Regions from separate parts of the Homo sapiens genome. Here region 1 is linked to region 2. Evidence: chromatin contacts called from ENCODE Hi-C or POLR2A ChIA-PET data. All regions are on one chromosome and are shown on one strand. Each heading gives the region's core, a stretch centred on a gene start or an enhancer-like site at or near the end of the contact. The rest is flanking DNA. Distances are from core to core; before and after follow the strand shown. Region 1 has its middle 17 kb from the start of ZFHX3-AS3. Region 2 has its middle 60 kb from the start of ZFHX3-AS3.

The links. A loop is a pair of places that touch in the nucleus more often than their neighbours do. ChIA-PET counts read pairs that join two places held with the same protein, here RNA polymerase II (POLR2A). Pooled maps may share reads with other maps.
Region 1: a loop to region 2 is called in a pooled map, with 2.3 times the contacts of the local background. The contact joins two enhancer-like sites. A Hi-C loop is called at or near these places in 1 of 37 single-sample maps with no recorded cell type and 1 of 50 pooled maps. POLR2A ChIA-PET finds 5 or more read pairs at or near these places in 4 of 52 experiments (AG04449, AG04450, BJ and 1 more).

The regions. Positions count from the first base shown.
Region 1 is chr16:73,213,128-73,217,798 of GRCh38, forward strand. It overlaps a transcript of ZFHX3 not described here. Among named protein-coding and RNA genes, the nearest start is that of ZFHX3-AS3, 17 kb to the right of the region's middle. Within about 2 kb of position 2,509, at least 5 of the 41 ENCODE cell types and tissues checked have a DNase peak (open chromatin) inside an H3K27ac peak, as active enhancers do.
Region 2 is chr16:73,170,482-73,174,960 of GRCh38, forward strand. It overlaps a transcript of ZFHX3 not described here. Among named protein-coding and RNA genes, the nearest start is that of ZFHX3-AS3, 60 kb to the right of the region's middle. RefSeq lists enhancers at 1-416, 417-916, 987-1,836. Within about 2 kb of position 2,235, at least 23 of the 41 ENCODE cell types and tissues checked have a DNase peak (open chromatin) inside an H3K27ac peak, as active enhancers do.

The sequences.
Region 1 (4,671 bases), core at 1,259-3,758, 43 kb after region 2:
TATGATGAGAGAGGGATTCTTTAGCCCTGAAGATCATCTGGAAAGGCCTGAGGGATCAGAGCCCCTGGGCTGATAGCACCCAGCCTTTGATTACTCCAGTGTGCCAAACAAACAGAATCACTTTTATTGTGTGCAATGACTTGAGAAAGGTTGGGAAACGGGGTCATGGGCTTTGTGTTTATTTCAGATTTTACTTTGACACCCTGCCTCACCAAGTTTTCCTTTCCTTCTCTTTTCTCTCAACTGTAAGCACCAATTATTTGGCAAACAATCACAACTAACCAGAACTTAGCTCGACCCACATGTGCAAGGAGAAAGAGATCGGTTTTCAATAGTAGTTTGCTGAGGTAACTTCAATAGCATTTTGCAATATAATATGATAATTACCACTTTTTAGGGAAAGAAAAACACGTTAATAATCCTTTACCTACATCTCATGTAACTCTTTTGTTTTCTAATACTTGGCTGGTCCCCGCAGTTTGGGGACATTCAGGGGGTAAGTGCATGATAATAAGAACTACTTACTGCTGAAACTTGAAGGTGTATTTAAAACACGGGTGATGCTTTTGTGAATAGCCATGTTTTCTGTCTTTAATTTTAGTTGCTGTTTCTCCTAGTCTTGAGGTTTTGAAGTTTCTGGCTTTCTCCTTTATGGGCCCGGGTCCCATTTTTGCTCCAGTTGAGTGCAGATACATGTCTCAAATTCTGGCTGAACATCAGCTGTCCTCTCAGTTTTCAGAAGATGGCTCTCCTATTCCTTCCATAAGCTGCTTTGGTCTTTGTTCCCCGCTCCAATCTGTAAGCCATCTGCACCCTTTATTATTAAGAACATATTTACCAAGATTTCACAACTGTTTAATAGATACGTATCTTATTACATGTTTGATACACCTCATTAAACATATGATTCAATCGGTATTTATTTAACATCCAGTAAACACGGAGACCCCTCAGCCTAGATAGGGGGAAGGGGGAGGACCCCAGCTCAGTGTCAGTGTGCCCCTTTGTCCTATAGAAACTGCTCCGCACAGCCCAGTGCTTCATCTTTAACCCTTCAACACTCCAGCTCAAATGGGCTTGGGCCAAGAGTCAAAGTCGGGATGAAAGCCTAAACTGTAGCTTACACACAGTTCAGGCTCCCACTGGGGCTACCAGGCTGGATGCAGTCCACGTTCTCCTCATGCCATCTCAGCAACAGAGCCAAGTGTGAGCTATGGGGTGCCCTGTATTTCCAGCCCTACAGTGTGACTGTGAATTTTTTTTTTCGGTGACTTACGGTGTGGCCTTCAATACAATTCATTGCAAAAAAAAGGAGGAAGATTCCAAAATCTCCCAGCTGTTCTTTCAAACCAGACTAGATGCATCAGAGCCCTGTTAAATAAACTAGATATAGACCAGGATGCTCTCTGAGTCTATCCCTCTGCTTCGTTCTTCACTTGTCTAATCTTCATGACCCTTGATTCATGGTGTTGACCTCTTCACACATATCCCAGACATCTGAGTTCACTTCCCATGTGCTCGAGATCTCTTAGTGGTTTCAGTTATGATACACCTGAGTACTACATGGGGGGAAGCTCAAGACAGAAAATACAACTCAACACAAGAGCCTTTCTTCAAATGGAAATTTTCTGGCATGAGTTTCTCATCCCTGCCAGCTTCACTTTCTTCTAAAGCAGGGCTTTGGAGAAACATTACTCCATTGAAATGCTGAAGGCCTTTTTTTTTTTTTTTTTTTTTTTTTCTGTTGTTCAGGGTTTCCAGGATTCAGGGTGAAGAAATCCAAAGAAACCACACCAACTCCTCTGTGGGAAAACTTTTCCTTTAAGAAGGCCACAAGGCTTAGCCAAACAACTGATTACAAAGTATGGAACTGCAATGCTTTCTGTAGAGGGGGCAGGGGGCAATTTAGTTCTTAGTTCTTTGCCATAAATAACGGATTAAAAAGCTTAGCTGATGCTATAAATTAAAAATGTGAAACTAATTATACCAGTCCCATAAAAGCAAAACAACCAATTCATAACCAAAGTATGTGATGTGACAGCATCTACTGGGTATGACAGCTCTAGAGAAGCCGAGGAGACCCAGTAATCCTGCAAGAATCTGTCCTCCAGCCCAGAACCACAGGCCTACTTCCATGTTACAAAGCAAAACAGTAGTAGCTATGTTGTTCTCTCTACCCATTTTTCATGACAATGGCTTCATCCTTTCTCCACCCCTTCCATGCAGGCCCATTACTCAAAAGAAAGGCTCACCCATACCAAAAAGCACAGCTGCAGTTTTGCCAATTCAAACCAGATGGGTCTGAAAGGCAGCTGCTGCCAAGACTATAATTCAACTGGGAGTTCCTAAATGTTTCAACCAGCCATTTAATAATGTTCTATCTGGAGTTTTCTCCCTGTTCTAAATATATGAGTGAGGCCAACTTGGTAGGACCCTGCAGTTTCAGAAGAGTTCTCTGTGTTGCTCAATGGATTGTTTCCTTCTGTTTGACATGGCCCCATACTCAACGTATCACAAACTGCTGTGTTTTCTCCACCCCTAGCTTGTCCTCCCCCCGATGCTGAATGAATCACTGTTCACAACTGATCATGTCCTCTGTGTATAAGAATTATTCATTACACATTTTGCCTGTGACTTTGTGGTTCTTTGCATTAAAGGTGGAACTTATTTCCTCATTGTGTTGGTCTGTTGCTCAATCACATGACTTGACTTGGCTAATGGGGAGAGAGAGGTGTGTGTGTGTGCATGGACGTGTGTGTGTGTGCGTGTGTATGTGTATGCTGGGTCTACATGGAGACCTCAAGAAACACTGCATATTTCTGTTCATGCTTTTATACTCAGATGATCTCACATGAGAATGATATGATCTAGATAGTGATTGATCTGAGAAGAATGAGAAAGCACAACTAACTTGAACCCATCTTGCAATGTGGAGTCAAGCTCAGCTGATTCCAGTCAAGCACAGAAGAACCAAAGCAGGCCTATAGATACACAAGGGAAAAATAAATGCTTACTGTTTTAAGATGCTAAGTTTCGGGAAGCTTTGTTACACAGCATTATTGTGGCAGTCGCTGACAGATACACTTGCCACCTAAGTTATCTTTCCAAAACTGCCATGGGATTATGTTAGTCCCTTGATTTGTGGCTTCTTGCTGCTTACAGGTCAAGTCCAAACTCTGTGCCATGTCATTCAAGGTCCCCAGCAATCCAGCTCTAGTTTAAGCATCAGTTTCTCTGCAAATCCTTCCCCAACTGAATTGGTTCCCGTCCTCTGGGTTTCCAGAGTCCACCAGTGATCTGCTGCAACAGTACTTGTCAAACTGGATATCGCTAGTATTATATCCATCTCCCTCAAAAGACTGTGAACTCCAAAGTCAAGAGTCAACTCATTCATCTTTGTAGTCTCAGCATGAACCTATGGTAAACAAACTGAATTTACTTAGCAATGATTACAGCCTGCCTGATTTTGATAGGAAACACTGATAGATCATTTGACTACAAAAGACACAAATATTGTCCCAGCTACTCAGGAGGCTGAGGCGAGAGAATGGCCTGAACTCAGGAGGCTGAGCTTGCGGTGAGCTGAGATCGCGCCACTGCACTCCAGCCTGGGTGACCGAGCAAGAGTCCATCGCAAAAAAGAAAAAGAAAAAAAAAAAGGACTCAAATATTATCTGAACACTTTCAAAAAAGTAACTAGGACTCTGTCTCCCCTTCCTCTAATTTTCTAATTCAGGAGTTCAGCTTCCTGAACAACGGTCTGGGTTTCAGTAGGAGACAGATAGTGGTGCAAATATCCCTGAAGGTCGTAAAGACATGTTCCGAAAGCATGGCCGTGGTCCACTTAAGTTCTCCCTTAGGATTTCAGCCTGATCCTTGCTCTAATGTTGACCCACTGCCATTGCCCAAATAGAGTGAGCTGAAAGCAGGCTGAAGTTTGATTTTCCCAGTTGATTTGGTCATAGTTTTGCCCGTAATAATGTTGCTGTTTTCCCTGGGCTGTGACTGTTACAGATGAGTCAGAGGGAGCAGGGCTGTAGCCCTCAGATGGGTCGATGTTATCGATCCTCAAGGCTCCATGTCATTTCCAGGGGATTTGCTAAAGAAGCTACTTATGTTCCTTTTTCATTTTCACCAACTCATTACCAGCTGCTGCAGCCTTCGTATGCCTCAGCAACACCTGGAGAAGTGGAACATGACCGTCCGATTTGAGTTCAGACACCTTCCTTTGAAATTCAACACAAGGCAACATGCAACCCACCAAAATCTGAGTCAAATAAGGAAGTCAGGTCACACTGGCCCACAGGGGTTTGGTATTTTTTGTTTTGTTTTAAAAAGGGCAGCCTGGCCCTACACTAAGCAATTGATCCCCTGGCTTAACTTTTAAATTAAGACCATTGTAAATTTGGGAACTTGAGAAGACATAGAGAGGACACCCATAATACTTTGCAAATGTCAAGTGCCTCTCGATGTTGGTTACTTTTCAAAGGTAGCTAGGTTACAATGTACCCTGGTAATGAAAAAACCCCGTCAGGCCCACTCCACGGGGTTTCAGTCAATATACATAATATTATTGGGCTTTGCAAGGATTAAAGGTTGTTTCTCTCACAGCCTCACAATAGGGCTATTTATTTTTTTCTACCCAAGGCACAAAAGAAGCCTCCCTGTTTA
Region 2 (4,479 bases), core at 985-3,484:
GGCCTCTCAAAGTGCTGGGATTACAGGAGTGAGCCACCGTGCCCAGCCCTCACTAGTTACTCTGATGCAGGTTATTGTTGAAATAGTTTGGGTGTTCACTGGCCAGCTGGGAAGAAGCGGACAGAAACAGTTGCTTGCTTTTTGCCCCCAGGACAGCTTTGCTGATGGGGCTGGCAGAAGATATGCTGAGCTAGGAAAGGTCAAATCATCAGAGAGTCTGGGAGGTGGGAAAAGCTGGACAAAGGAAAAGAATGACCTCGGGATCTTCCTGTCTGTACTTCCTGTCTCCCCAGGAAGTGTCAGTCAGAGATTTTCAGGAAAGGGTGTTGTCATGGAAACCTGAATTGGCTCTTCCCCTCCAGGCTGTATGGGGACAAGTGCCCTCATGTGCCCCAGCTGTCCCCAGGCTTGTGGAAGAGGGCAGTCAGTTTGAGTTTTCCGACGCACCGTGGAAAATCCAGAGCCGACAATGTCTGGGACTACAGAACCGGCGACAGCGTGCGGCAGGGATTCAAGTCCAGAATGCGGTGGAACCTGTTATGAACTAATTAAAATTTAATCTGCTAAAGCCATTTTCTCCATCATTTGGGAACCCTCTCTTGACTTCAGCAAGTTCCAAAGAGCCTCTCAAATAGAGGATGCTGTATTTTTGCACTTTTTTTCTCTGTGTATTAGATTTCATCCCCCCAAAAAAGCCCTTTTTAAAAAGGGATTCTAGATAGAGTAGCCATATAATTTATCATCCAAACTGGGACGCTTTTGAGAGTGAAAAGAAGTGCTATTAATAATTACTCTGGGATAATAGATACAAACTGGGCTGTTCCGGGGAAATGCCGAGGTATCTTCAAGGAAACTGTAGGGTCAGGCACCGATCAAATGCATCCACTGGGCTGAAAGCCTCAGGCAGAAGGAGCTCTGTCTGTGTGACTCTTGTGCCTTGGATAGTGCTTGGTCTACAGTGAATGTGTAAATCCACAGTTGTCCTGGGTGTGCCTTCTGAACAGAAAATGGCGGGGGGGGCGGGGTGGGGGGCGGGCAGAGTGAACCCAGACGTTCCTTGCAATTTCACAGCCGCAAAGGGGAATCTGTGTTCCTGCAGCGCAGGCAGGTACACGATGCATAAGCGTCTGTGTATTCTGTGTTTACTGATTCCTAACTGTTAGCAGTTAATTGCCATCTGTTGACACACCCTGAGGGGGAATGTTAAGCAGTTCTCGACATCTGCATATATATTCTCTGCCTACATATTTTACTAACTCTTGTTTATGGGACCCATTTCCTCAAATCCATGCTACTGTGCCCCTGATTTTGTAACATACACGTACCCGGTGTCAACCTTTGGGGTTGAATGGGCAAAAATGCCCTCCTCAACTGTTCCCAACACAAAGAAATACTAAATGCTTGAGATGATGGCTACCCTAAATACCCTAATTTGATCATTACACATTATATCAAAATATCACACCTACCCCATCAATATGCACAATGATTATGTATCAATAAAAAAATGGGAAAAAATTCCCTTTTGGGTCCGCCAGAGATGCTGACTGCAGACCGGGTCCTGCCCAGACTCGCCAGCCACTCCATTTCCCACCCCTCCTCCACCCGCCTGCCGGGTCCTTCAGGAAGAGTGAAATGGTCCATTGATCCCTGAGGAGGAAAAGAGCATGTTCGGCCTTTTGAGAGGTTATGGACACTCTGAGTGACACCCGAGCCCAAGCCTCCAACAGCAAGTCCGGCAGCCCCGGGGTGCAGGGGCGAGGCCCGGCCTTGTCTCTGCCATCCACGTGTAATCTGGCCCTGAAACTGACCAGCTCCGACGCCCTCCTTCCTCCTGCCCGCCAGGCGCTTCGTGTTCTTCCCATGTCTTGGGAGAGATCCGTCTCCTTTGACAGACTCAAGATTCCAGGCCGAACTTTCCCATGCCACCGTCCCTCAAAATAGCCCCAGCCGAGCTGTATTTATAGCCGTGTGAGACTCTAATGGGCCAATTTGTTTGAATTTCCACTGCTTTTGTGTTGAACTTACCCCTCTCCTGTGGGCAGTCTCTTCAGGCCTTTATTGATGGGGTGTGTGAGGATGGCGTAGGCCGTGTTCAAGATGGTAGCTCTATAGAGCGTGGGGGCTGTTTTGCATATTTACTGTTCTTTAAAGCCGGTTTTTTGAGAGAGAGAAAGAGACAGAGAAAGAGGTTTCTGTAAGTAGCCCGGACAATGAGAACAAGACCGGCTGTATGCCAAGCACGGGATCCCGGCCAAAACACATATCATTAGCTTGGACCAGCTATAAGCAAGGAAATGAGAAACATATGCTAGGAGCAAGGTTAGGAGTGAAGGACCATGGGTCATTGACAGTCGCCCTAAAACTTTTCCCTTGTTCTTCAGCTGTGGCCTGGCGGTGTCAAATGTCATTTCGACTGCCTTGATTTCTCATGGTGGGGCTGCCTGTGGTTTTTTTTTTTTTTTTTCTTTCTTTCTTTCTCCCCCTGCTGTTTCCTGATGGGACTGTTTTTTTGTTTTTTTTTTTGTTTTTTTTTTTTTTTTTTGGGAGGGGAAAAGAGAACAGTCAGGGAAGGGCTTATGTGATAGTTTTTCTCAGTTCTGGGAAAATAACCTTGTTTCCTGTGATGCACTCTTCAATTCCTCACTTTCTCTGAAGCAACGATGTCTCTGGGTTTTGGATCCATACTGGTTTGAGAGGGGAAGACTGAGGGGAGGCTTTTAAAGCAGTTCTTGCTGTTTCTTTCTTAAATATAATTAGATGCGCCTCATTACCTCACACTGAAGGACTTTTGTACTTTTTCGAGCTGTGTTTTCTGAGATCTTCCGTGGGCGACGGCTTGTCGTTTCCACTTGCAGTTAATTGCATTAGCAGGTATTTTCCCCCCGCCCCTCCCGCCCCGGCATATTTGTCCTCTCTTCTCGCTCTCCCCAAGATATCTGGAGTCGATTTTGCGAGTCCGAAGGCCACACCCAGGGAGTCTGCTTGTGCCTGAACGTGATGAAGGATCTGGATTCCTTTGGCCCTTCCCAGTTTCCCTTTCCTCCACCTCATTCTTTTTTCTTAAAGTCTTCCCCGGACAGTTTACTAACAATGCTCTGCTCTCTTGCACTCCAAGGTCAGGACCCCTGTTCCCTATAAAACCCAGATGAAGAACTGTATCCATGCAACTCAGAGGCGGTCCCTGGAGAGCATCCCATGTGGCTACTGTTCTGAAACGACCACAACCGCCCAGGAAACTCACCAGGCTCCGACACCCAGGTTTGGCCAAAGTCACAAGATAGCCACGGATATACCCTGCCATTCCCATGAAGGGAACGCTATAGAAGTGGGGGCGCAGGGCAGTTGCAAGCCTGTATGGCAGAAAGGGGAAGGAATAAAATGCTCTCCCATAAACCCCTTCGGACCTTCATTCCTTTAAGATTTAGGGAATGGTGTTGGGGTGGAACCATGTAAAATAATTAAAACATTCGGTCCCTGTTTATCTTTTGCTTCCTTCTCTGTGCCTTGTTCTGAAAATAAACTTTGCAGTTAGTTTCCGGGCTCCCAAAATTCCCAAGTGTGTGAGCGTCCTCAAGGCTTTGGGCAGAGTTAATGACCGGCTTGAGGTTCACTGGACGTGTTTCCCCCAGGCGAGCCACCTTTTTTTCCTTAACTTCAGTTTCTGGGTAGCAGATCTCTCTTCTCTGCATGGAGACCTTCCTGGTCACAGGAGGAAACCTCACTTGCTGATGCCTTCTAAGGCCTCAGTGGATCAGGAATGGGTGGTGTGTGTGTTCACACAAAACAACAACAACAACAACAACAACAACAACAACAACAACAACAAAAGGAGGAATAAGGGCTGCCAAACCGCAACATGCAGGCAACGGGCATTTAAGTTTTATATTGACAGCGAGGCAGGATCCTGGTCAGATACCTGAAACTCTTCCAATTTCAAGGAATCTATTCCGCGACTCTCTCTCTTCCCTGTCTTTAGTGGTAGAAGGGGGCTGGTATTAGGTTTGAGTTCACGTGTTTTCTTTTTGCATCCTCACTGCTTGGGCTGCCTCTCAAATCTCCACACAGCCAAAACCTGCCTCCAACCCACCATTTCCTGTCATCTCCTCCACTGTAACCCTCCTGGCCCAGTCACATCTCCTCTTGCTGGAAACCTGTAATGCCTTCTAAATGGTCCCCACACTCTTCTCCTGCCCCATTGCAGTCCGCTCATCAATGAGCGACCCAGAGGGATCCTTTAAAAACCCAAATCAGGGCCGAGCACAGTGGCTTATGCCTATAATCCTAGCATTCTGGGAGGCCGAGGTGGGTGGATCACTTGAGGTCAGGAGTTCAAGACCAGCCTGGGCAACATGGCAAAACCCCGTCTCTACTAAAAATACAAAAAAAAAAAAAAAAAAAAATTAGCCAGGCATGGCGGCACATGCTTGCAATCCCAGCTACTCGGGAGGCAGGAGAAACGCTTGAACCTGGGAGGTG